Regions from separate parts of the Homo sapiens genome. Here region 2 is linked to region 1. Evidence: read pairs that join two places in POLR2A ChIA-PET (ENCODE). Cell type or tissue: K562. All regions are shown on one strand. Each heading gives the region's core, and the rest is flanking DNA. Links, peaks and the distances in the headings are about the cores only. Region 1 overlaps ACOT7 (acyl-CoA thioesterase 7). Region 2 overlaps RNF207 (ring finger protein 207).

Region 1 (2,905 bases), core at 137-2,636:
AACCCGGCTTTGGACGCCTTCGTTGACTGTGTAGACCTGAGGGTGGTTTCGGCATTGCCAGACCATTCAGCTGTGGGAATCAGCCTACCCCATAACTAATCTCTCTCTTTTGCAATTCCAGAGCCGAACACTGTCAGCTACAGCCAGTCCAGCTTGATCCACCTGGTGGGGCCTTCAGACTGCACCCTGCACGGCTTTGTGCACGGAGGTAAGAAGGAAGCGCCCTGGCCACTCCATTCCTGTCCCTTGGCTCATTGTTGCTTCTCTGGCAGCCGTGCTGCTGTCTGACACACTTGAGGCTCTTGTGTTTGGTGAAGTACAAACTTCCAAGAAGTTGTACAATAGGCCAGGTGCAGTGGCACATGCCTGTAATCCCAGCACTTTGGGAGATGGAGGCGGGAGGATTGCCTGAGCTTAGGAGTTCAAGACCAGCCTGGGCGACATAGGGAGACCCCTGTCTCTACAAAAAAATAAATAATAAGCCGGGCATGGTGGCCTGCACCTGTGATCCCAGCTACTGGGAGGCTGAGGTGGGAGGATCGCTTGAGCCCAGGAGGTCGAAGTTGCAGTGAGCCATGATCGTGCCACTGCACTTCAGCCTGGGCAACAGAACGAGACCCTATCTCAAAAGAAAAGGTTGAACAATAAATCACAGAAATATGCTGGCAGGCTGGGCGCCATAGGTCACGCCTGTAATCCCAGCACTTTGGGAGGCCGAGGTGGCTGGATCACCTGAGGTCAGGAGTTCAAGACCGGCCTGGCCAACATGGCAAAACCCCATCTTTACTAGAAATACAAAAATTAGCCAGGTGTGGTGGCAGGCGCCTGTAGTCCCAGCTACTCGGGAGGCTGAGGCAAGAGAATCACTTGAACCTGGGAGGCGGAGGTTGCAGTGAGCTGAGATCGTGCCACTGCACTCCAGCCTGGGCGACAGAGTGAGACTCCGTCTCAAGAAAAAAAAAAAAAAAAAAGAAAGACTCTGGCACCCATTTTTCAAATTGGTGATAAAAATTAAACGGATGACTGCGTCCCTGGGGAGGCTCACATGCAGCCCCGGGATCTGATAGCTGTGAGATGTTTAATGCCTGCTGAGGGTCAGGGCAGGGCCTTGCAGGGCACCGATGGCCCCAAAGACTAGCATCGTGACTCACCGGCAGTGACTCGTTAATAATGTTTTTCCTCTAATGTTTGCATTTATTTTTTCCCAGTAAGTACAGATCTCTTCTCAAACAACACAGGCCTTAAAGTTCGTAGCTTGGCTTCCCAGAGTTTGGGAAACAGCTGGAACGCAAGAGGATTTAGCTCTAGGTTCACAGATGGACACTTTTTACTTTAATAATGTGTAATTATTTTTCATGATTTAAAGAAAATGTAGATAGCATATCAAACCTGTAATTTCATGGCTACTGTAATTTTGAAGAAGACCAAAGTAAGCTTTTAAAAACAAGTTGGTTGAAGAAAAACGTCAAGGAGATAAGATCATAGTGAAGTGGTATCAGTGAGAGCAGAAGTTGTGAAGGTGCTGTGTGGTTAATGAAGGCTGGGTGCAGCTGTTCTTGGTGTACTGAGCTATTCATCTGTCCCAGGCATAACAGGCACTTTTGCACAATGCTGTCATTTCTAACTGCCTGGAACACCAAGTTCTGTTTTCTTCTCCACTCAGAAAACTCCTATTTATCCTTCAAAACCCAGCTCAAACGACACCACTCTGTGCTGGCTTACATTTATATTTCTACCAGGGACACCTCAGGAGCAGGGATTGGATCATATTCTTTGTGTTGGCTCCAGCACCCACAGAGAGTCAAAGGGGCACCTTGCAGATACTTACTCCATGAGTGAGAGGCACCAATCACTTTCAGGTTTGGGACATTGGCTCTGGGCCTATGAGATGGAGTCTCACTCTGTTGCCCAGGCTAGAGTGCAGTGGCATGATCTGATCTTGTCTCACTGTATCCTCCGCCTCCTGGGTTCAAGAGATTCTCCCGCTTCAGCTTCCCAAGTAGCTGGGATTACAGGCACGTGCCACCACACTCGGCTAATTTTTGCATTTTAAGTAGAGATGGGGTTTTACTATGTTGGCCAGGCTGGTCTCAAACTCCTGACCTCAAGTGATCTGCCCACCTTGGCCTCCCAAAGTGCTGGGATCACAGGCGTGAGCCACCGCGCCCGGCCCTGATGTGAGATATGTTTCCAAAGTTTGTTTCTTTTTCTTTTTCCTACTTCATGATTGTTTTCGTCTTCCCACTCAGTGGTGGCTGCACTGCTCGTAAATCTGATTAACTATGGTCTTGCCAAGGGAAGCTGTGCTTTATAACAGCACTTCCAGGCCCACGAGCACTATGACAATCTGAGTGTCTTGCTGCCCGCAGAACAGCTGTTGCCTCAGAGGCATTCCCTGTTTCCCCTTCCTTACTGCCCCCATGTCTCTGTCCTCCCTCGAATTCCAGGGTGGGCTCAGCTCCCTCTTCCGAGCCTGGCCATCCCAAGCCCAGGCTTCTGCCACTTCCGAGTATTGTGTTTGAGACTCATACAGCTCCATTCTGCCTGGAATTTGTGAAACTCTGGGCTATGAGTTCTGCTTACTTTGTCGACATGTTAGACGTTCTTCACTAAATGGGGCATTTCCGTCGTCGCTGTCTACGTGCTGAAAAGTCCACACCCTTAAGCCCAGTCTTTCTTTCTTTATGTGCTGAAAGGCATCAGTGAGATGCCAGGAGTGGGAGAAGTCACTGGAGAAGCCCCTTGGAAGTCCGCAGCATGTCATGTTCATTTACGGTGTCTAAGCTGCTTCACTGATACAGGCACATGTTAAGATGTGTATTAGGAATAATGGCTTTACAATAATGCCTATTTTAGTAGGGATTTTCTGCCCACAATTTGTAAAAAAATCTAATAATTTTACCAA
Region 2 (2,905 bases), core at 176-2,675, 100 kb after region 1:
CCAAAGTGAAATCTCAGAACACTGGGAGCAAAGAGAAGATTCTACAAGCTTCCACAGAGAATTAGTAGGTCGCATTACAAGGGTTAGGAGTCTGAGTGCCTTCAGACTTCATGAACAACAACCATGGAAGCTAGAAAATAAGAAAGCGAGAGAGCGATGCCTTTGAAGGAGAATCCTTCCCAATCTAGAATTTCCCATCTAGAATTTGATACCCAGTGAAACTGTCAAGTATGAAGCTAGAATGGAGACATTGTCAGACCCTGCCATCCCAAACATGCACCTCCTTCACACTCTTTCTCAAGAAGTTACCAGGAGGTGGGCCCCCCTAAAACCTGACAGGCACTTCACCACAAGGGTGGTGAAGGGAGAGCCCAGGCTCCAGCCATTCCCTAGACCTACAGGGCAACCAGTCTATCCTGGGGCCCAGTGACTCAGAGACAGGAACAGCGAAGACTTGCCACCAAGATCCCTCTGCCACTGGAACCTGAGCACAGTGCTGAGACAGCCTGGTCAGGACTCTGCACAGACTTGGCTTGTCTTACATTGATGAAGTTCCTGCCCTCTCCTCCATGTCCTGCTGCCTGGATCAGCCCAGCAGGACCCTCGTGACACCCTTAGAAAGTGCCTTCTGCTTTGACCTACTCCTGAGGGTTGGAGGGACCAACTCTGAGCCTAAAAGCAGAAACTCAGAGCAGCCCACTCACTGTGACCATGCTTTTGCAAATGTCCGGCACCTTGTCCGCCCAGATACCCCAAAGGAACCCTAATGACCTGGCCAGCTGACTTCCCTGAACAGGGTCCTGTGGGTGTGGCACCTTTCCCATGCAGTTTTTTTTTTTTTTTTTTTTTAAGACAAGGTCTCACTGTGTCACCCAGGCTGTAGATTGTCGTGCCTCAGCCTCCCCAGTAGCTGGGATTACAGGCATGAGCCACCATGCATGGCTGATTTTTGTATTTTTAGTAGAGATGGGGTTCCACCATGTTGGCCAGGCTGGTCTCGAACTGCTGACCTCAGGTTATCCGCCCACCTCAGCCTCCCGAAGTGTTAGGATTACAGGCGTGAGCCACCGCACCCAGCCCCCATGCACATTCTGAAGAGTCTCAGTGGCCCTGGGAACACCCCCTTGGCCTCACCTGGGCTCCAGCCGCTCCTTCACCTTGGCAATGGAGCGGACGTAGGGCGTGATCTGCTTGGTGATGGTGGTCAGGTAGGCATTCTCCTGCCTCAGCTGGAGAAGGTCATGGAGCTGGGCTGTGGGGCCAAGGCCAGAGCATGGGGTCTTAATCCTGAAGCATCTGGCTTCAGATTTTTACTCAAGCCAGGCACCACGTAAATATCCCGACCATTTCCATGATGACCTCTAATTAAAGAGGGAGGCACTTGGTGGGGGCATTCTACTCAATGAATCCTGACCTCACATGCATCATTTGAGGCCAGTTAGCAGCTGGGAGGCACGGTCAAGCGCTAAGGGGAAGAGTGTGGGGATTTGCATCTGGTTAGTGGCCGACTCTGACTTCCTCCTCTGCTAGTATGTGGGTTAGCTCAGGGACAGAGGGTTCACTCGGCAGCCAACTGTCTGGAACCTTCATAAATCTCCTGCTCATTAGCCACTCGCTGATAGGCTTCCTCCCAAATCTGAAAGAGAAAAGCTGGACATTGGATGTGGCAGTGAGCTGAATTTACGGTGGCGGCATTGCTATCTCTAGCTACTCAGATCTACAAAGCACCCCCCAGCCAGGTCCACGTGGTTCCAAGCAGCAAAGACTCCCAGTTTCCAGACCCTGCCACATGAGGGTCCCGTGGGGTACAGGCCAGGTCCTCTTTCCCCGCTTACTGTCTTAGGGTAGCCCAGGTATCCCCTGACAGGTGGGGCTGGAGTTAGAGTCCTTGGGAGGGCTACCTCCTGGAAGACGACCCTCATGCCCTCTAAGGAGGCGTGCTCCGAGGCGATCTGCACGTCCAGTTGCAGGGACTTGTGCAGGACGTCTCCCATGATCTCCGCCTTGATGAGCGAGTGGTGCTTGGTGAGGTCTCGGTGCAGCTCCTGTACCTGGTCCTTTAGGCTCTGCATCTCTGCCTGCAGGTGCTGCACAGAGAGGCTGTGTGAGAGCGTGGGTCACCCTAGGCTGTTTTTACTGCCATGGACTTGGTGGAGGAATGGCTCCCAGCTTCAGCAGCTGGGAGAACTCGATTTCCCTGAGCGTACCTTGGTGAGGAGTGGGTTAGGACATCTCCCCCCTCCGGCAGATCCCTGCCCCCTCACCCGGTAGGAGTCCTCATAGTGGCGGCAGTGCTCTGCGAAGGGCGTGTTCTCGCCCTCCGCCAGCAGCACCTTGGTGCTGATGGACCGGTGCAGCGTGGGCTTTTGGACGGGTGACCCCGACATCTTTCCTACTGGGGAGGGGCAGTGGGGCCCCGTCAGCGCCTTGGGGCCTAAGCCCCCTGCCAGCCTGGGGAGAGAGCCAGTGTGGATGCAGGGGGGTGGGGAAGTCTGCCCCTCCCCCAGCCTCCCAGGGCAGCCCCCTGGACTGCTCCGGGATCTCACAGCCCTCTCCACCACCTGGAGCACAGCAGAGCCACCAGGAGATTTGAAAAGGCTGAGGCAAGGCCTCACCCGGACATCCACATCTATTTTTTAAAGTCCCTGGAGTGGGTTCCAGGATGTGGGGCCAAGAGCAAGTCCGTCGGAATGCTGCCGGGGCCAGGACCGAGTGAGTGGTGTGTTCACTTCTATGCTGGACAGAGGAAGTGTGGGCCCAGTCTCTCTTGGTCTTGGGGCCCCTGGACACACACATGCCATTTCAGCATCTCTTCTAACTCCTCTCCAGATGAGTCCAGGAATCAGGCCCCCTATGACCTCAGGCCACCTAGGTGGCGGTCAGCCCAGCCCCAGGCGCCCCACCC

The links. Peaks named below come from ENCODE experiments on the same cell type or tissue, not always from the same donor. Only the 100,000 strongest peaks of a DNase experiment are listed, where the experiment ranks them.
Region 2: POLR2A ChIA-PET joins it to region 1 with 5 read pairs; 3 of 35 experiments call an interaction of 5 or more read pairs at or near these places.

The regions. Positions count from the first base shown.
Region 1 is chr1:6,315,795-6,318,699 of GRCh38, reverse strand. ACOT7 (acyl-CoA thioesterase 7) reads left to right here. Exons shown (of 9, transcript NM_007274.4): 6 at 122-208. Among named protein-coding and RNA genes, the nearest start is that of GPR153, 56 kb to the right of the region's middle. In K562, for the core only: no CTCF peak of the experiment used is centred there; DNase peaks (open chromatin) are centred at 1,099 and 1,559.
Region 2 is chr1:6,211,413-6,214,317 of GRCh38, reverse strand. It overlaps RNF207 (ring finger protein 207), which reads right to left. Exons shown (of 18, transcript NM_207396.3): 13 at 2,265-2,451; 14 at 1,902-2,087; 15 at 1,585-1,636; 16 at 1,135-1,252. Among named protein-coding and RNA genes, the nearest start is that of RNF207, 6.7 kb to the right of the region's middle. In K562, for the core only: no CTCF peak of the experiment used is centred there; no DNase peak of the experiment used is centred there.